Regions from separate parts of the Homo sapiens genome. Here region 2 is linked to region 1. Evidence: chromatin loops called from intact Hi-C (ENCODE). Cell type or tissue: Panc1. All regions are shown on one strand. Each heading gives the region's core, and the rest is flanking DNA. Links, peaks and the distances in the headings are about the cores only.

Region 1 (11,094 bases), core at 1,007-9,006:
GTTTTCATTTTATTTACCCCTATATTTCCAACTCCTAGTAAAGCATATTTTACCCTGTGGAACTCTGGAAAATGTTGGTAAATAAATAGATTTTCTCATTAATAAAATCTACAATTGGAATCCATTGCTAAAGGAATAATTCACAAACTCCAGAACAGTGCATGCAAGAATCTGCATCACCTGGTCCCAGTCTACTCAATCTAATCTAATTCTTCTCTTCATGAAATTAGTAGTCATACTAACCCTCAGCCTTTCACTAATCACAATTTGCTTAATCCAGTGGCCCTGTTTTTGCTCAGCTTTTCCCTTAACTGGGGATGTATTTCTCTAAAATCCTATGTTCATCTGTATTTTTCTATTTAATCTTACAGTCTCTACTAACCGCTCATTCTTTTAATACGTTTTAAGTTCACACAGACTGAATTAATCATTACTTCCTTTTCACTGCTATAACACTTTGGATCTATTTTTTAAATATAATTTTGGATAGATGCTGCTAAGGTTTGGATATGGTTGATCTCCACCAAAACTCGTGTTGAAATTTAATTACCAATGTAATAATGTTATGGGGTAGGGCCTTTAAAAGGTCATTAGGCCATTAAGTTGGATTAACGTCTTTCACAAGACTGAGTTAGTTATGAAAAGACTGGAATAGCTCTTGTGGGAATGGAATTGCCTCCCATGAGTAGGCTGATGCAAGTTCAGTTTCTGTAGCTTTCTCTTGCCTCCTCATTCGCCTTTTAATGTCTTCCATCATGTTATGATACAGCCTAAGGCTCTCTTTAGAAGCCAACCAGATGCAGCTGCCCAGTTTTGGACTTCCCAGCCTCCAGAACAGAACTGTAATAAATAACCTGCTTTTCTTTCTAAATTACTCAGTTTCAGGTATTCTGTTATAACAACAAAAAATAAATGAAGATAGATGCTTTTGCTTCTTCTTATGCTCTATAGTTTTCTCTTGGCATTAGCCAGTGAGAGGTTTTACAAATTTATTTGTTTATTATAAATTGGATCATATCACACCATTGCTCAAAACTCTCCAGTGGTTTACTATCACACTTAAAATTCATGTCTTCATTATGTCCTGCAAGGTCTTGATTGCCCTGGCCTCTGGCTGCCTCACCAAAGTCATTTTCCCCCAACTTACTCCCCTCCAGCTGTATTGCTCCATGCTCTGCCTGGAGCCTGACAAGTCTATTGTAGCTTTAGGGCTTTTTCATTTGCTTTTTCCCCTGCCAAAAAATATTTTTCTAGATCTTTTGTGGCTTCTTTATTTTATTCCTGTTTCTATTTATATATTACCTTCTTAGAGAAATGCTCTCTATCTCACCTAATCTAAAATAGCCCCAGCTTGTCTAAAGCTTTTATCTTCCCATCTTCCACCCATTATTTGACACAGAGCAATGTTTACAATGTGCACCACTACTTTCAAATATTGTCTAGTAAAAATTGACATATTTCTTTAAAAATGCCCTAAATTGGATTAGAAATAACTTGCTTAGCAATGAAAAAAATGAGAGTAACCTAAATCTTTAACCTGTGTGTAGCTATTTTGTTCAACAAATTGAACTTACTATAGAACATAGATAAAATTTTACCTCCTAGAAAGAAATACGTTGTGTTTCCTTTTGATCGGAAAACACTTGAAATCATTGTTTTTGAAATAATTGCAGAATAATTGCTTCAACTTTAGCCTCTCTTCAGTGAAGCATATGAGGATGGGATAAAATAGGCCTAGACTGTATATGTGATTTTAATATGTGCTGTTGGTCTGGATGGTATGGACTTAATAAGCAGATTTTGTTCTGGGCAACTATAGCCTGTTTCTCTTCTTTTACCCTTAAATAATTGTACATCCTTAGCTTTCTAAACTTAGATTGGCATTAATCGTAAACCTTAGTAGTCTCTGTCCATGAGTTTACAACCATAAAATATTTTTCTTTGTATAATGCTAATTTTGATTTTCTCAACTTTCCTGTAGTTGCTCCTAAGTAGCTTCTAGCAGTCTATGGCTAGTTTTAGTTGAAACCACAATTTCTTAACACCCTGTTTACAATGCACACAGATAAGCTTCTGGCAATTTACCTAGCTCTCATCCTCCAAAAACTCGAAAGATAAATTTTGTTCAACATATCATTACTTTAAAATTTATTTTGAGATGCAAATAAAATGACTAAATTTATGGTGAAAAAGTTTTTTTGTGACTTCAAAAGAAGCATATGATGGGAAACTATTATCTGATTTATATACAACTATTACTTCTTTCATATTTTTACATTTAAAAGTCTGCCATTATTAGCAGTTAGGGAAATTATTTTGTGATGTATGTATATCTGTATATGACTTAACACTGGATCAAGTTTAAATTGGAAACATAAAAAATAATGAACATTTCTGCATCCATGGCTTTTGTTTTCATCATTAGATATAATGCACAAAGTGTGGGAAGATTTTTGCCAGTGGAGGCAAAAACTAAGCACAGCTAAAGAAACACCTAAATTCCATATTGCCAATGGCAATTGACATCTTTCATCACTCTTTTCTACATTCCTCTTTACAGCTAAGGTTCTGGATGAAATCTAGGTTTTGCCAGGGACAGGTACTCATGGAATATTTGGTAAACAGAAAGAAGGTTTCAGGGAGTAGAGGTGGATTACCAAGAATGATTAAGGAAGGTTTATTTACGATTATGACATTTTATACACAGACATTAACAAAACCTAAGATAAGAGCAGTGAATCCACAAAGAACAGAAAATACAAATTTTCTGAGGTTTTCCAAGGTTATCCTGAGACAGAAAAAAAGGACAGAATGATTAGAGCATAATGAATGGTCATTTGAGGAGTGTATTGAGATAAGGTTGGAGGAATGGTAAGTGGTCAGATCATGCGAAGTCATTGTGGTATAAAACGTAAATTGGCTCATTCAACACCTACTTCAACCTTCTCTAATTTTATTTTCTGTATAATAATGCTAGTGAAAATAAAAATTTCTCAGACTCTTTTTCAACTGGGTTGCTATATGTGACATAAGTTCTACCAAGTAGGTGTGAGTCAGAAATGAGTGACTTGAGGTGGCACCACACACTAGAAGAATGTATCTTCCGGCACATAGAACAGTAGGAGGCATTTGTTTGCTTGGGGCTACTTTAACAGCATTTTTTGCATCCGTTCTCTACTGACTGAATCCTGTGGCATAGCAGGGCATTTTCCCTGGCTCATTTTCCCTGGTTCTGGTTGCACAATATTCAGGGCTAGGTCCTTGACTCTTCTGTATTGTATATTGGAATGATTCTTTTTATTCAACCACCTAAAGTGGATTATGTTGTCTAAAAAAAAACCAAATACATGATACTACTTCTGGAGTTGTGCAGTAAGCAGCTCAACAAGCCCTCTACCGAAAAAGCATTGAAAAAAGAAGGAAAAAGAAAAGGCAAAAATTGACAAAACAGGAATGAAAGAGGGATCATCGCTACTGACCCTGCAGAAATGAAAAGAATTATAAGGAAATACTATAAACAACTTTATTTTAGTAGACAACTTCAATGAAATGAGTAAATTCCTAGAAAAACACAATGATCAAAACTGACTCAAGAAGAAAGTGAAAATGAGTAGATCCATAACAAAAAAGATATTAAATAAGTAATTAAAAATCTCCCCACAAAGAAAATCTAGGCCTACATACCTTTGTTGGTGAATTCTGTCAGATATTTGCAGAAGATATATCAAACCTTCACAAACTCTTCCTGAAAATGCTGGAGAAAGGATTATTTTTCAGTTCATTTGATGAGGGAAGTTTTTACCGAAACTGCAACGAAATCTGAAAAAATAGTTGATTCAAATAATTTCTCTTTGAGTATGTCCTTAGGGAGTCCCTAAGTTGGTGATAATGGGGGCATTAGAGATGGGGTGTTCTGATGACTATTTTTCTCATTGTCTTACTTCTCCTTTGATTGTTATTATTCTATGGTTCACAATATACAATAGCTGACTGGGTCTCTGTGTGAAGTGTTCTTCATGTCTTCTGAACCATCAAACTTCATGATACCCAACAGATTATTTGAACTCCTCTAGATCCATCACACTCCACTGCTGTTTCTCTCTCTTTCCCTCCCTCCCTCTCTTCCTCCCTGAAGTTCCTTTAAATTCATTTTATTTTGTATATATCTAGTTGCTTTAGAAAAGATTCCCACAGCAGCATTATGAAGTCTTTGTACACGGGCCTTCTTTCCAAAGTGCTGACTGACCTTTCTGCTTTTGCTGACGTTGTCAGTCAGGATTCCTTGACCACATTTATCTCGGGGGGCCAAGTGATTTTCTTCCCAGCCAGCTTGGATTCCTTTCACTGCATATCTCAGTCAATGGATCTGTACATGACAGAAAGCAATGCTATGACCACAGCCTGTTTTTTTACACTACTTTTAGGGCCTAAGTGCATTAAGCAATGTGGAAGGGCATTTGTTTCTCCCAGTTCATTCCTGACAGTTGGACATCTCTTGAGGCAGCACCTCAACGATCTCTAGAGGGCAGTGTTGCTTAATTCCAAATGCCGAACTGATCATCGTGGGTCTCTGAATGCAAAACACTGGTGCAATAATTAAAATACAATTTCTCAGAAGTTTCCTTGGAAATGGAAATGACACAATGTTTTAAATGTGTGCTTGAAAACATTTTTATGAAAAAAATCTTTTAAACATAAATAAGGATAAATAAAACTAATGAGGTTAGTTTTCTCTCTTGCCAATTTGGTTACATCATCTCTCAGGCTCTCCTCACAAAATCAAGCTCTCTCCCAATGATTCCCACAGACCCTCACTCTCCTCCTCCCCTGTCAGGGTAACAGGCATTTATCCTTCATGTTTCATAACTCTGTGAGGGAGCCTCAAGACCTCTTCTCTGACTGTCCTTCATCTACCCCAACTAATGATGAATAAATTCTCATGGAAAACCAGGGACATTAAAGTGAAAGCAGTGCTCCTGGGAATGAGAAAAAGGGAAAAAAGAGGACATTTTAATAAATTTTTGATTATGCTCTTATACATTTCAGGAAATGAATTGGAAACACTTGAGACTAATGCTTGAGACTAATGCTTGAGACTAAGGTCAAAAATAGATGAGCTTATTGTGTCCTTCTGGGGCCACAAAAGCCAATCAACTCATTAGCTAAAAAATGTTTTATGTGGTTTCTAAATATAAATATAAAGAAGGCTTTTGTGTACTTTGGAAAGTACTCTTGAACAGGAAAAATTCTTGAGTGTAAAAGAAATCTATTTTCATTCTTGTTAATATTTGTTATTTTAAAATATTATCATAGTTGTACCTTATGATGCAATAAAATCATATTCTAATTCTAGAACCTACAATAGTGAATTGTACTGTTCTTTACACATATCAGTTCTTTTAATAAATATTTGTTCAACTGAGTTGACCAAGATTTCATTGCTCAATAAATGTAATTATTGCATAAAATTTGGATTTACTTCAAAAAAAGAAACAATTGCTTGTATCATTATTTGAATGAAGCAAGCATGAGCTCTGAAAAACAAATGTCTGTAAGTCCAAATATCAGGATCAAATTCACTAAGTAATTGCTCAAGTTGCCAATTTGCCCAAAAAATCATTGAGAAACACTTTAAATTGGCAAGTCCTTCAAAATGGCTTTATATCAACAAGTCATTTTTTCTTTTTCTGGAGAAAATATCTGTCTAAAATAAATCTTATATATACTGTGAGAAAACTGCCGAAACTGGAACTAATTTTTATGTCTCTTTATAAAGTTAGCATAAACATACCTCACATTTAAGAAAACAAAACTTGTCGTGTATATTTTCTTCATAAACTTTTAGAAGTTCCAGTGTTTTTGAAGATTAAACAATGTTTTAATATGACAAAATCAGATGATTCTCTTCTTTTATTTCTGGTTTAATTCACCAACGTTTTTAGGCTTACTCTTTATTTTCACCTAAATGAACTACATATGCTACATATTATAATTTTTCATATGTGAAACTTACAATGATGTGTTTCACAACTGAAGAACAAGTCATATTAACCCAATTGGGGGCTGGGAATTTATATATTTATTCATATATCCATTGTTTGAGCCCAGATGTCTAAGTAAAATAAAAATAGACAAATGAATCTCTAAGCAAAACTTTTTATCTGGCAATATATAAAAAAGAGAATTGCAATTTTGGGCATACATACTGACCAGGGTGGTCTTTGGTATGCATGAAGAAGAAAGAGAAAATTAGACATTTTATTAGAAAGAAAAATGTTATGTATTGTTTTGAAATAAAACTCATCACCATCAATGTTTACAGGAGCTGGCAAGCTCTGACTGATAAGTGACAGTGGTACGTAAAACTAGTCTTAGAATTACTGTGGTTCATTTCTGCAGCTACTAGGTAAAACTACTCTTAAAGTTATAGCAGGTCATTTTGGCAGCTGGCTTGTGAGATAACTCCTGGGCAGGTGCTTTGTGCCCAACTATTTTTTTTTCCTGCTCTCTCAATACTAATTTAGTTGTGTATGACAAGACAACTCCAATTCATATAATCAATTTTTACACACATTTATTAAACAAATCTTATATGTGGGTTATTGTTTTAGCAACCAAGTACATAGTGATGAAAAATAAAAATTGCATACATAGAATTTTAAAACAAGATAACAATTGCTTTCCATTTTACTTTTACCTATAGAAGGCATTCAAGGGTTTCAGAAGGCAGAGAAATCACTTCCACTTTAAGACATTTTAAAAAATTTCCAAAGAAATGTTGAATTTGAGATAGGATTTACAAGAGTGGTAGGATTCTTTAGTTAACAACAGAAAAAGAGTATGTTGGTTGGGGTGACTAGAAGAAACTAAAGTGGAAATGGAACATAATAGTGATAAGAGCTTATTTGTTTAGTGCTTGCTATATGTCAGGTCGTTTATATACATTATGTCAAGAAATTCTTAAAATAATCTGAAATCCCCACTCTGTAAATGGGGAAAATCAAGCTCAGAGATACCAAGTAAATTACTGAAGGTCACACAGCTCTTAGGTAGCACAGGCTGCATTTATTCCTCACTCACATAGATCTGTTGTTACTGGATTGGCATTCATACTGAAGAGGGCTAGAATTTAAGACTAGAAAACTACTCTAGGGAAACCTGTAGGTGAATAACTACATCTGTCAGTAGCTAAGCAATTTCTTGTTTCAATGACAGACATGATATTTACAGTGAAACTGACCTTTTTTTGTATGTAAGAGATTCAGCACAGGATTTCACTTCCTATGGCAGGATATGAAATTGACTCATGAGATCTGACCTTCTTAGTACTTTCAAGGTAAGACAGAGAAAAAAAAAAGAATCCCTAAAATTGACAAGTATGTTACAACCAGTTTCTAAATGTGAACACTGGGAGAAAGATAGTTGAAACACAAAGTTTAGATAAATTTTGTATTACACCGGACTGAATGCCTACCTTAGTTTTAGTTCAACATTTTCTAATACTAGATTTTCTTGGGAATAAATGAGGTGACAATTGCATCAAGATAAAGTAGCATGTCATGAAAATTATGCATAGAATATCTCTATGAAGTCAGATTTTTCCATCACTCAAATTAGATCTGTATTAGACATATGAAGACTTCTTCCCATAAAGTACCTTGCGTTAAGTAAGCTTGACTATATTTGGATCAGCTTTAGTTCATTTAGAATAAGCGCTCACATGCAAAAGTCTGGATTTAATACTGTAGTAATTAAGATGGCCTAAAAATATAGAGACATCTAATTTAAAAAAAAAAAACTTTACCTCTGGTTGAGAAGTAAAGCAGCAAATAAAATTTACTGCTTTACTCTGACTCATTTCTTCTATACCTGTTTCCATTCATCTCACATGTAAACACATACAGACACACACACACACTATACTGCTGAGTAATCTTTATGTGCTATTAGGAAGATGCATGCTGAAATTAATTACTGTGTCAGCTAACGACAGCACAAATGAAGATTCTCAGGTGTTATTTTGCTATCACACACATGAAATTCGTATTGTGGTGTCTTTGTCTCCTTTTTTGGATACTGTGATTAAAATTCCATCTATAGTGAGAGACTTCTTTGCAATATTAGAAAATAATATTTACTCTGTTGGAGATAAATGGTAAATGAACATTTTTGAATCTTGCCTGATTTGCACATACTCAGCTAAGGAAAATAATAGTCAAAAATTACAAGTGAAATACAAGAAGTTCAGCAAAGCTATCTTTGAATTCATGGTTTGCTGAAAAAATTTATTTCCTTACTTCTTTTAATTTAACAAGAAATCTTTCAGTAGAACTCATTTTAAAGAAAATAGTTATGTAATAGAAAAGCTAAGACGCAATATCAAAAGACAAATTTTTACTCTAATTTGGGTAATATTTTCTTAAACAAAATGATGCTATTAAATATAATTTAACAATTCCTGTATAACGAAAATTAAAACTAAAATTTTACCAACTATAGTTATAATAGCTTAAAGAACAGAGATATTTTTCTTGGATATGCATATATTTTATATTGAATGACTCAGAAATTATGCCTGTACCTGAGATCCTATCAATGTAATGAAGATGCTCCCTTTAGAGTAATGGCTTTCTGGTATAATTCTCTTACTTGACATTTAAGTAGCACAGGTTTTGTTGAATAAACCAGGTGGACTTGAGTGGTCAAAGAAAAGCAAAGGCATGCTTTGTGTTTTGAGGAGATATATAATTTCTGTTTTACAATCTAATTCTGTGCTTTTCAGCTTTTTGTGAGTGTACACCAGTCTGGGATTTGAGTTAATAAATTAATACAAGCTAACAAATTAGCTTCCTGCTATTTCATGAATGCTGGTAGAAGACATGAGACTCCAAGGCCAAAGGCAAAGAACTTTAAGAACATCAACAAATGTTTCCATTCCCCTAGTCCCCATGTTCTCCAGAAGTGATGCAGAGGCCTCTGCACGTGCCTCCCTGTGGCTAGAATGAAGGTAGCTGAACTAGAATTATGTCTGAATCTTCTAGCTTTCCTTTTGGCCAGGCTGCCACCCAGAGGCTGTACCAATCAGGCCTGCCTGAGGTCACTGATAAGAAAAAGAGACACATCATGCCCAGGAATTGTTAGGTCAGAATCCTGTGTTTTCAAAATAGTTTTATAAATTGCTCCTCCCCTTTTATCTGATTATTGTCCAGGAGGCAGACGAAAGGAGATGAACTCATTTTAGCCACATTCAGTGACCAAACTGTTATACTAAAGGGTATGGGCCAGGAAGAAATAAGAGAGTTCTAGTCAGAAATAAATTTTAGATGATTTTTGAAAAATCAATTCCACCTGTCGATGCCAGCACCTGAGGACAGTAAGGGTTATGAAAGTCTACTAGAAAATGGTGGGGACAGCAAGTCTTGCAGTGTGCCCTCCCACTGAAGTCAAACAGGCCAACTTCTGGTAAGAGTCACAAATTTGGCAATGAAGTGGTGACTTTTGCACAGAAGCATATAGTACTTTGTGCCCAATCTACAAAAGTGGATGTGTTGCCATGTCCAGTATGCTGATGAATTTCAGTGGTGAGGGTGACCCTCTAAGCAGTTAGGCTTGATCAGCAGCTTGATTCTAGTTGGTCTCAGACAGTGAGCCCTTACCATAGACATCTGAATGAGTGACTCAGTCTGTCAGATTGCCAGGTGATACTGGTTTCTGGAATTCATCTCCAAAGAGGGGTGTCTTTAATCTGCCAATCTGTAGTCTTCCAAGTGGCAGGCCAGACACGTGGGACATTGGTCAAAAAGGTTCATCAAGGGAAGTATTGCCCAGAGCCAGACCACATACTTGTTTGTTTTTAAATAGCTGGCACTACTCATCAGTAGTGGCTCAATGAATGCTATAAAATTTACATTTAGCTGAGCCATCAGTAAATTAGGCTTAGAAATTTAAGAGAATACCTCTGAATCGAGGACTCCAATAAGCTAGCTGTGTTTCTTCATTAAGGCAATGGAAATACTGTTTCTTCCAAAAGTGTAGCTGTCTCCTTTTGATATGAAGTGAAAATACTGCTGGTGTGACTATGTCATTTCATTTGGCTTAATGATGCCTGCTATGTTCTAGTTAATGAACTTAGACATCTTGCTACATGTTTATTGGCTGTGTTTATATTTTTCTATGAATTGTCTGTTTCCATTATTTGCCCACTTTTCTATTCAGCTGTTTCATACCTGCACTGCTTTGTTGAAAATCTTTTTATATTATGTTTTCCAGCTTTTTGTTGCTTGTCATTTATGGCATCTTTCATGACAGGAAGTTCATAATTTCTATGTAGTCAAGTTTATCATTATACCCATATCCGGTCTGGGTTTGGTGCATTACCTCAAAACTATTCTTCTTACTCCAATATTATTATTTCTGCATGTATTCTTGTAAATATTGTAATGTTTGAATCTTTAATCCATCTAGGATTTTTATATATGAAGATTAATAATTAAAATTGTTTTCTTCTATGAATAAAGTCAATATCCAAATAGCATTTATTTTATTATTCTTTCATCTCTCTCTGATTTAAAATGCCACTTTTTATATAAAAACTTAAAATATACTGAGATATATATTTTGGACTGTTCACCTAAGTCTAAAAAATTAATATAATGTGTTGACAGAACAGGAAAATAATTATGTGATGTTGTTTTGGAATAAATAGTAATTTTTGAAGATACTGCCTTGTAGTTTATAATGTCATTGCATTTCTCAGATCATGTTTAGATGTGCCTTTTAAACTTTTTCTTTATAATGTTACAGAATGATTATTAATAGAGTTTATATTAGAAAGAGATAGAATGAAATTTAGTTTTCATAAGAAACCATTCAACAGTCAACATATATTTGATCTTAAAGCATCCGAATAACTTGGATCATCTTGTCGGTAAGGCAAACTGTTGCTTTATTCTATATTCACACTTACTGTATTGTCAGAAAACTCATGATGTAAGTGAGGTTAAAGATGATGAAGGACCCACATCTTCTTTATGGCAATTTTATTTACCTTTATGTCAAGACCAAAAGCTACTAAAGCTATATAATTGACTCCTC
Region 2 (11,094 bases), core at 2,146-10,145, 1.1 Mb after region 1:
TTATAAGAGAAGAGGGAATATATTCTAAGTCAAGTAACTTGCTCAGTATCACCATGACTAATAAATTGTAGGGCAGGAATTCTGACTCAGATGTATTGCATGTTATACTTATAAGTATTGTAAGTATAAGAGAAAATAAATATGAAGGAAAACACAAATCCTAGATACAGAGAGATTCTCAGAAGTAAAAAAAAAAAAAAAAAAAAGCTTCTCTTTGTCAAGCTCAAGGAGATTGTTACCTTGCTTTTAGATAATAAATTGGTGCAAAAGGAAACATCTAGTTTCTGTTAAACTTTTAATACATGTTTACTTTATAATATATTTACATTCTATTGATATTAAGAAAGTATACCTTTATCAGTTCATATATTGCTGTTAACATTTGTTATGATGCATATTTTGAAAAAAGCTATTACTACAGATTTATGAGAGTCATAGCAAAAGGGTTTATAACTGTTGTCCTGGAACCTGAAGATGGAAGGAGGGGAGAGAAGCTGCTGTGAAAATGTTGTATATAATCACTTGCATGTGAGCTTATACAAGCACTGAAAAGGGACCTATCCTATACTTTCTGATTTCATAAATGATTTAAAGAGGTCTATAAGTATTGATGACATCTCTTTTGATACTATAAACTAAAAGAATTATGAGGCTGTAAAATGGATTCCAAGTCAAGGCTAGGAAATTAAAGAGTCAGTGAAATGTATATGAGAATCTGTTTCCACCTGAGGGCAAAGAACAGAGGTGTTAAAACTGAAGAATGAAAGGTTACAAAGAATTCTCCTCTAACTTTGCTTCTATACCCTCACATATAAGCTGGATTACAGGACCATACCATACTTTACAACAGAGCACAGAGCAAGGAAAGAAGATATATTTGCGGTGAACAAAAAGAGACCAAGTGTTATTGTGTTTCATATTCTATAATGTTGTTTGGTGCAGAAAATAATCTTTCTGAAGTAAGATTCATACATGTTCATACTCTTCAAGACATGAATTCTATTGTAGTTCTCATCTCCGCTTTATGATTATATAGTAAATAGGTCAACAGATCTCAGCATTTCAACTCTGAATAAAAGTAAGATTGACTTGTGTCTCATTTATCTTTTTTTGCAAGAACAACAACCAGAAGCTACCATTAAGTCACAGCAGTGGCTTTTCTCATGGTTAATAGTGGAAAAATTTCCCCAACCTTTGGAAATATATTAAGTACTTTCTATGTGGCAATTAACTCTTATTTATGTATTTATTTATTTATTTTTGAGACGAAGTCTTGCTCAGCCACCCATGCTGAGTGCAGTGGCCTGATCTCGGCTCACTGCAACCACTGTCTCCCGGGTTCAAGTGATTCTCCTCTCTCAGCCTCCCAAGTAGCTGGGATTACAGGCATCCACCATCATGCCAGCTAATTTTTGTATTTTAGTAGATACGGGGTTTCACCATGTTGGCCAGGCTGGTCTTGAACTCCTGACCTTAGGTGATCTGCCCATCTCGGCCTCCCAAAGTGCTAGGATTACAGATGTGAGCCACCACGCCCGGCCTTAACTCTTATTATTTTCAGAGATATTCAGCAAACGAGAAGTGGCAAATAAGTTATAATATACAGACACCATCATAATTAGTTTCAGCTTTGCTCAAAAGCTATCTTTATTCTAGGTTTATACCTAAGTTTAAAGCTAATTAGGAATGACAAGAATAAAACTGTGATGAGCTTTTATGTACTTTCTCTGTACATATCAGTGTTTTCATAGTTAATTATTATTTATATCTAAGACACTCCATCCATTGATCAGTGAAATCAAATAATATTTTCTGAATTTTGTCATGGTATAGTATAATATTTAAGAGGATAAATGCTGGCATTACTTTGCCTGGTTTAAATCTCAGCACCATGATTTATTTACTGAGAGGCCATACTCAATTTACCTAATCTCCCTATTCTTAGGTTTACTCAATTTTCATTCCAGTATGCTAATGAGTACCTACCTCCTAAAAATTTTGCTAGAATTAAATTTCTAAAATTATATATAAGTCTTGAAGTTTGTTTTAAATATTCTGGAAGGTTTCTAACAATAATCTATATATGCAAATCTCTCCTACATGTATTGCTACACATTTAAGTATATACTATAAATATTTGCATGCATTCAATTATATACTGTAGACACCTTTGCATACCTATACACTACCAGTATCCATTCTTTTGCATATTTAACTATATAATGTAACAGAGATTAAGTGGCGTATACCTAAATCTCTCTTTAGAAGTGGAGTTGAAAAGACTAGAAATATAGCCAGGATTTTTATGGCTATGATAGATTTGTACTCAAAGACTTGATTTGTTTTTAAATTATTTAATTCCATTATAATAAACTCAAAATTTGAGTGTATTTAGTTATGGCCTTTTCCATTTTCCATGTGATAATCAACAACTGTGATAATCAACAACTGTGTATTTCTCTTTGAGAAACTGTGTTTCTCAAAGAGAGAAACAGCCTTTATGCAAAGGTGAAAAAAGTAGAGCAAATGGAAGATTTGAGACAGTTACTACATAGGAGATCTTTGTTCTCAAACAAATACATGTTAGGTGAGTCTTCAGATTTTAAAGAGGTCAATGTAGGCTGACAATTCGAAAAAAGATGAGATTATAAAGTAGAGAGTAAAATGTTCCATGGGGGAATAAATATGGGTAAGCAGTACAAAGATAAGAGAAAAACATAGGAGATTAAATCATTTTTGAATTGTCAAAATACATGATTTTATACAATAAAAAAAATAGATTCCTCATGACCAGAAAATAATTTTAACCAAAGAATGGCGATGAATAATCTCTTCAGCATATATAAGCTTCATGAATTTAAATATCTATACTTATGGCTGTATCTATTTATGGATGAAAAAAAGTAATATTGACTTGTCTTTCATTTATCTTTTTGCAAGAACACCATAGAGAAGCTGTCATTAAGTCTCAGCAGTAGCCTCTCTTTTGATTAATAATGGATAAATTAAAAAATCTAAAATATAATTTAGCAAATGTATAACTCATATAAATATATATTTACATAAAGAAGTTTATATATCTTATTTCTGTATCTTAATATGGAAATAAAGGCATCATTTAATATGCAAAAGTGGTTTTTAGAATAAGCATATGACATAATCCTTTTCTTTAAAAGTATTATCTTTAAAATTATTGAGTTGCATTTTTAGAGTAAAGCAAAAGGTTTTAATAAAGAGAAATGGTATGATAAAAATGGGTGATATGTTTCAAAGTGTGAAAATATTATAAAAAGAGGAAAATTGGAACTATCCAGACATATGATTTTTAAAAAGTTATTAGAAATTGATCATGTAGGAATTTTCAAGAATAAAAGAGTTGAAATTTTAAAAAAAGTTCTTTAGCACTAGGAAATGTTTTTTTTTTTTTAGATTTAAGATTCAACTGGGAATGAATGTAATGACTATTATTGGTGCTTTGTTGTTTTGTATGTGTATAGAATTTAATTTCAGTAGTTTAGCAATAAAAAATGGAATGTCTTGTTAGACTGTTATTTGATAATAGATCAATTTAGTTCAAGTCTTGGAAGATGCTCTTGCAAGATATTTATTAAACATCAAAAGTTATAGTCATTATCTTTCCATATTTCTAATGTGTTTCATTAACAAAAAATAAAATATTTTATATAACAGAATGCATGCATATATAAGTATGCAACATAATTTTTTGTTATTTTTCTTTTAAAATAAAAAGCCATTTTGATATATTTAGTAATCTGTATTTACTACCTTCACTGACTTGCCCTTTACCCACAACATATTGGCTTTTGATTCTATAATCTTAATAAAATAATATTGAGATGATATATATATCAGAAATAGCTCTAGGTACTGAGTAACAGTAGTAACAAATATAAACAAGACAAGACACAGTCTCACACAATTTTTATATCAACAGACAAAGATAAATAATATAAAAATAAGCAAAAGAATACACACAAAAAAACAAAGTACAGAACTAACAAAATAGTGTGGAATGATATGAAATAATTTTTAACAGTTTGAGCAGGCCTCTCTGAGGTTGTGATATTCTAATTTTCTTCAGAGAAGCTAAAAGCTGTATTATTATGTGAAACCTGTCGAATTTAAAATGTTGTGAGCTAAGTAGAATGTTTCAAAGACACCATGAAGGACAGTACTTTATAGGACAAATGAAACAAATTTGTGGGCATCTCCAACCTGTGAGCCACTCTTTTTTGTTTTTACTCACTACTCCAAACACTTCTTTTGGAATGATAGATTATTTTATTTATATTATCTAAATCTGTAATTCTTCCCTCTACCCCTCTTAATCTATACATTATAATTGTCAAATAACTAATATAAATATGACCCAGATACTGCATCTATAATCAAATACTATATTTCTCTATAGTTAATTTAATATGTCAAATATCTAGTTCATTCTTGTCAGTTTGGTACAAACCAGTGGCTGAGAGAACAAACGTCAAAGCCAGTTTGTTTGAATAATGATTCTGCCAACTACTAGCTGAGTCAACTTGGCCAAGTCATTTAACCTTTTTGTGCCTCAGTTTTCTCTTATGTAAAATGCATATATCTGTCAGGGTCCAATCAAGAGACAGGATCCACATAGTGATTTGAAAAGGGGCTATTTAACATAAAGAATTATGAACCATACACAATTACTTATAAAGGGTAAATACCCTAGGGCTGAGGAGCATACCTAAAGAATGAATTAACTTGTAAGGGGTCCACACTCCCTACAGTTGTGATTCAGAACTCATTAGAGAAGATGGGGCTATAGCCAAATGGATTGTGAAGTTCACTGGGTAGTCCTGGGACAGAGTTGGTCACATTATCTAGGCAGAGGCTGGTGGGTGGAGAATTGTGTCCAGATTCAACAAACAAGCAATAACTCTTTGAAGTATGGGCAGGCTGAGATTGGGAGGTCTACCTTGGGGGCATCTTGGAGTCTCACTGGGAATCTTCCTGTGGGGTTGCAGCTGAAACTCAATGCCAGAGAATTCCACTGGATGCTCACAGAAACCACTGGTAGTCATGCCATAAAAGCAACAAAGGATGGAGAAGCAGAGGAAGCAGGGGAAGGAGTAGGAGGAGGAAGAGAAGGAGAAGGAGGAACAAGAGGAAGAGAAGATAAAGAAGGAGCAGGATAAATGAGAGGAAAACACCAGGATTGAGAAGAGAAGCTCCTTCTTCCTATAATGTCTGTCCATTGCCACCTACTGGCAATGCTTAATATTGTTCCAACTGCAAAGGAGAAATATTCAGAGCCCATCAACAATTTCCACAGAGCAGAAAGGAAGGTTGAATTTGGACGTAAGAAGCAATAAATTGATAATTGGCACATTCGTTTTCAGGAGATTCTGTAACAAACTACCAAAAACTGGTTTGCTGAAAACAGTAGAAATCATTCTTTCACAGTTCTGTGGGCCAGAAACACAAAATCAAGGTGCTGCAGTTTCTTGGGGAGTTTCTAGGGGAGAATTGTTCCTTGTCTTTTCCAGATTCTGGTGGCCATCAGCATTTCATGTGACTACCTCACTCCAATCTCTGCCTCTGTCTTCCTATGGCTTTTTCTTCTGCTATCTCATGTAAGGGCATGTTTAGGACCAATCTGTGTAATCTAAGATAGTCTCATCTCAAAATATTTAACGTAGTAAAATCTGAGAAGACCTCTCTTCCAAAAAGAAAATCACATTCCTAGGTTTCCAGGGCTAGGATATGGACATATCTACTTGGGGGCCACCATGGAGCCCTCTAAATTGGAGATGATAATGACAGTGTTTAATTTATAGGTTTCTCAGTAGTGATACATGAATTAATATATGTAAAATACTCGTATGGTTCCTCACATAGACTCTACAAGTATCATCATCACCACCATTGTCGTCACCATCATCATCAACACCGTCACCATCCTCATGGTGATTGTTCCATCCCGCTATCTCTTAATCCTTCTCCAACTCCCCACTCTTCTCTTTCCCTTATAGACAGAATAATACACTTAGAAATTATACCTTGACTCTTTATCAGATAAGTGACTTTTTCTCTAATTTTTAAAATGGAGATCTTTAATTTCACTTAAATTATATGCCAGATGATCTTACCCTGTTTAAAGATAAATAAGTCTCATAGAAGTTACATAACTTATTCAATGTCACTTGACAAATGGTGATGACGCCATTCAGTTTATAGAGTTTGTGGTACAGTAAGTAATTACTGTTACCATTACTAATAATACATGTACTACTACTACTATTACTATTATTATCATCTTTATGAATACTATCACTATCTACCTTTTTTAAAAAAGCACACAGTAAGATTTCTCTGTTTCTCTCATTTCCTGCACTCTCTCTTTTAAATAATTAGCTATTTTTGGAAGTCTATCAATTTGAAACACACACACACACACACACACACACACACACACACTTTCCTGAATTGGCTTTCTCTGCTAATTTTCTCTTCAATTGCCATTATCATTTTGTACCCTTTTTAATTTAATAACCTTTTCATTGATCTTCCTCATATTTTTGTCTCCCTTTCTTAATCTTTCTTCAACATAGTGAAAAATATGTTTATGCAACATACATCTAGTGTTACCCTCATGCTTTAAAGTACTTTCATGAGTTTTATGGTTCTTTAGTATCTGGAGCCAAAATACTTTTTAGCTTTCTCTTCCATCTACATAAACTACGCTGCTCCCACAAAGTACTGTTAGTGATTTCTCTCAAAATATTATAAACTCCATATATTTGTTCACAGAATCTTCCTTTTCGTACTATTTAAAATTCAAATCCAGCTCAAATATCACCTCTCCTGTAAAATCCCACTCCAAGTCTCAAAGATAAAATAACTTATATCTTCCATGTTGAAACCAAATGTGAGTTTGGATTTTACCATAGGGAACACCCTATCAAATGGACCATACCATGAGACATCTAGTTTCTCTCCTCTGGAGAGTGTCTGGATAGTTATCTTCAATCTTCTGTAAGAATGTCTTCTGTTGTCAAATGACTAGATGACAAAGATGAATTTTTTAAATTAAGGGTCCATATTTTATAAATATTTATATGATTTATTAGATTTTACAACATTGTTCCCTTGCCTTTTTACCTCATAGTACCCAAAACTCCCAAATAAAAGATATCAGATTATTATTTTTTTAAATATTTACCAGGAATATAGTCTAATTCCATTATTTGAAGTTACTTTGCAGTGCTCATAGTTATTAATGCCCACTATTTTTTTCAATTGACCTGCTATCAAGTAAGTAATTTGTTTGCTAAAAAAATTTGAGCCCTCACTATGTGTCATGCAATATAATAATAACTGGATATACTAAAATAATATTTTATAATGATTTGATTTATCAAAATTAAACTAAAAGGATAAATGTCACTCAAGCAGTTGCATATCATGCCTAAGATCCAAATATCACATTTTGATATTTTGACTTTAGCTTTTATTTCAATTTTAATTTATCTAACAGTTTTCCAGTAAGATGCTGATTTCCATTATTTAAAGACTTAAATGTTAGATCTAAAACCATAAAAACTCTAGAAGAAAACCTAGGCAATACCATTCAGGACATAGGCATGGGCAAGGACTTCATGACTAAAACACTAAAAGCAATGGCAACAAAGGCCAAAACTGACGAATGGGATCTAATTAAACTAAAGAGCTTCTGCACAGCAAAAGAAACTACCATCAGAGTGAACAGGCAACCTGCAGAATGGGAGAAAATTTTTACAATCCACCCGTCTGACAAAGGGCTAATATCCAGAATCTACAAAGAACTTAAATTTACAATAAGAAAATCAACCCCATCAAAAAAAAGTGGGCAAAGGATATGAACAGACACTTCTCAAAAGAAGACATTTATGCAGCCAACAGACACATGAAAAAATGCTCATCATCACTGGCCATCAGAGAAATGCAAATCAAAACCACAATAAGATACTATCTCACACCAGTTAGAATGGTGATCATTAAAAAGTCAGGAAACAACAGGTGCTGGAGAGGATGTAGAGAAATAGGAATACTTTTACACTGTTGGTGGGACTGTAAACTAGTTCAACCATTGTGGAAGACAGTGTTGCCATTCCTCAAGGATCTAGAACTAGAAATACCATTTGACCCAGCCATCCCATTACTGGGTATATACCCAAAGAATTGTAAATCATGCTGCTCTAAAGACACATGCACACATATGTTTATTGAGGCACTATTCACAATAGTAAAGACTTGGAACCAACCCAAATGTCGATCATAGACTGGATTAAGAAAATGTGGCACATACATACCATGGAATACTATGCAGCCATAAAAAAGGATGAGTTGTCCTTTGTAGGGACATGGATGAAGCTGGACATCATCATTCTGAACAAACTATTGCAAGGACAAAAAAACAAATACCGCATGTTCTCACTCATAGGTGGGAATTGAACAATGAGAACACTTGGACACAGACTGGTGAACATCATACACTGGGGCCTGTTGTGGGGTGGGAGTGGGGGGGCGGGATAGCATTAGGAGATATACCTAATGTAAATGACGAGTTAATGGGTGCAGCACACCAACATGGCACATGTATACATATGTAACAAACCTGCATGTTGTGCACATGTACCCTAGAACTTAAAGTATAATAATAAAAAAAATTTTTCTTCCTCTTTTTCTTTCCAACGATTTATGTTATATTTGTTTGTTTCTTTTCCTGTCAGTCGATACAATTCTAATCCAACCAAAATATATTAGGTTCTTACTATGTATCAGAGATTGTGCAAGGTGCTTTCTCAGGCAGCATTTTATTTAACCTCCACAACAAACCTATGAAAGAAGATACTATTTTTCTTTTGACAACAAATTATCATAAAGATTAAGTAATTCTCAAAGTCATACAATGATTAAAATTATAGAGGTAATATAAAAACAAAGCAATATGATTTTTTCCATCATTTATAATTTTTCCATTTTATTCTCATGCTTGCTTTCTTTAAATTGTCCTTAAATTCTCTGGAGATATTGTGTAGTATAGTTTTCTCCAATACTTGAAATAGGATATTTCATCTGTGCCAAGACCTGGGTTCTGATATAGTAGTTATATTTATATACCCTATCTCCAAAGTACCCTTTATCCTTTATAGTTTGGATATTGCCAACAGAGTTGGCAATGTGCTTTATATATTTGCATCCAAGAATCTACCTAGAGGTATGGGAGGGCATTAAAAGACAGGAGGTAGGGCATGAGTCTCCTTCCTTGGGGTATTAATGTTTAATTAACATTGTTATTAAGAAGTTTATAAATTTACATGTAGTTTTAAGAAATAGTGTGCCCTTAACCTAGTTTCCACCAGTGGTAGCAATATCACAATGAAGATATTGAAAATAATACAATCAACAAATCTTATTCAAAGTTCTCCAGTTTTACTCCTGTGTGTGTGTTGGTTGTATATGATTTCATCTCATCTGTCATTCAACATCCCAGTTAAGATACTGAATATCTCTGTGACCACAGAAGTTCCTTATGTGGCCCTTTTATAAAAACCACCTCACCCTTCCTTCCACACAACACCCCCTCCCACTATTTCTAAGCCCTGGCAACCACTGATCTATTCTCCATAATCCCTTTGTTTAATTATATTGGCACTGACAGAAGCCAGATTGTTATCAAAGTCTACTTTCCTGGAGGATAGATAACTTTTGACCCAGTTTTCCTGGTAGCAGTTTGCACCATAGAGAACTGGCTATAAAAATAAATCTAAAGACTGATAAAATGTGGAGTCCACACACTAACATTGTCGTTTGAGAATATACAGCAGTTAGAAAGGCAGTGTTTTACATTGTAGCACTAGGAATTCATTCATTGAACGAATATTTATTATGCTGTTAGCATCCTGGAGGTTTTACCACAGATATGCATCAGTGGCCATGAGTTGGGCAAGTTAACAAGCTAGATGAAGTGAATCCATCAGCCTTCAGCAAAGTTACCCCCATGCCTCCAACTTTCATGACAGAGGTGCCACGAGCGTGAGAGATGAGTGACTTTGTCAGAGCCTCAGCTGCTTTAGGCTGCCCGAGTGTCTGACCAAGGTAACCCTACTGTACAGAGATCACGCCCTTTATGCCAGGCACCTTAGGGGCACCAACTTTTTCAAATTATCTTCTATCTTTTAAAGGAATGCATCAGAAAGAGAGTATCTTCTTTCTGTGATGGTGACATGCTTTGTGCACTCGTGCACAGTCATATTTGTGCTCCTCGATCATTTCCTAATTTCCGGCTATGTAAATTACACTAGCAGTAGTGGAAGTCGGGGAGGTAACAGTGGCAATGCATGATATGTAATGAAACTTTCAGGACAACTGTCATCAATCTTGGCAGTCATGGGGTCTTTCAGCCTCAAAGACACATGTTTGCTCCTGTGTACTTGCAAATTAGACTTGGAGACACCATGTCCTACAGTTACAAAGATACATATCTCTGAAATTCCCCCATTTTCTTCCAAGGGATAGATTCATAGATGTGAATGAAGACTCGGGTTGATTTGAGTTTTTACTAGATAAAAATAGGGACTTCAAGAGACAATTACATCATCTGATCTCTGAGAACCGACATTTCTCACAACTCTGTAGGAAATGAAGAAAAAGCCAGTGAGAGACTGGCAGAGCTTAGCGGGAAAGGTGCTTGCCTAGCAGCAAAGCAGCAGGAAATGATTGTGTCTGAGGGGAGTTTCACTGAAGAAAACACCTACAAAAATATATAGAGCACCTGTTCTAGGCAGTCACTGAAATGATAGTGATGAGATGAACAACTGCACATATACTTGAGAAGATGTTTATGTGGAGAGTTCTTAAAGCATTCTTTACGTTTAAGGCCCATTAGGATATACAAATTGTATCATCCTGGTATGCAGATTTTATATTACATTGTTGATGCTACTATATGCCTGAATAGAGTAAGAAGTATTATAAAGTGAAATGTGTTGTTCACATGAGAATGTGAATAATAGGCTTGTTAATACCAGAGAAACCTAGACAAAATATATTTAT

Evidence for each region. A loop is a pair of places that touch in the nucleus more often than their neighbours do. Peaks named below come from ENCODE experiments on the same cell type or tissue, not always from the same donor. Only the 100,000 strongest peaks of a DNase experiment are listed, where the experiment ranks them.
Region 2: a loop joins it to region 1, with 4 times the contacts of the local background. A loop is called at or near these places in 16 of 110 quality-filtered maps.

Annotation. Positions count from the first base shown.
Region 1 is chr12:59,398,945-59,410,038 of GRCh38, forward strand. No RefSeq gene overlaps it. Among named protein-coding and RNA genes, the nearest start is that of LINC02448, 120 kb to the right of the region's middle. In Panc1, for the core only: CTCF peaks have their summits at 4,522 (motif pointing right) and 4,758; a DNase peak (open chromatin) is centred at 4,567; H3K27ac peaks cover 442 bases.
Region 2 is chr12:60,489,193-60,500,286 of GRCh38, forward strand. No RefSeq gene overlaps it. Among named protein-coding and RNA genes, the nearest start is that of SLC16A7, 900 kb to the left of the region's middle. In Panc1, for the core only: CTCF peaks have their summits at 5,258 (motif pointing left) and 5,465; a DNase peak (open chromatin) is centred at 5,240.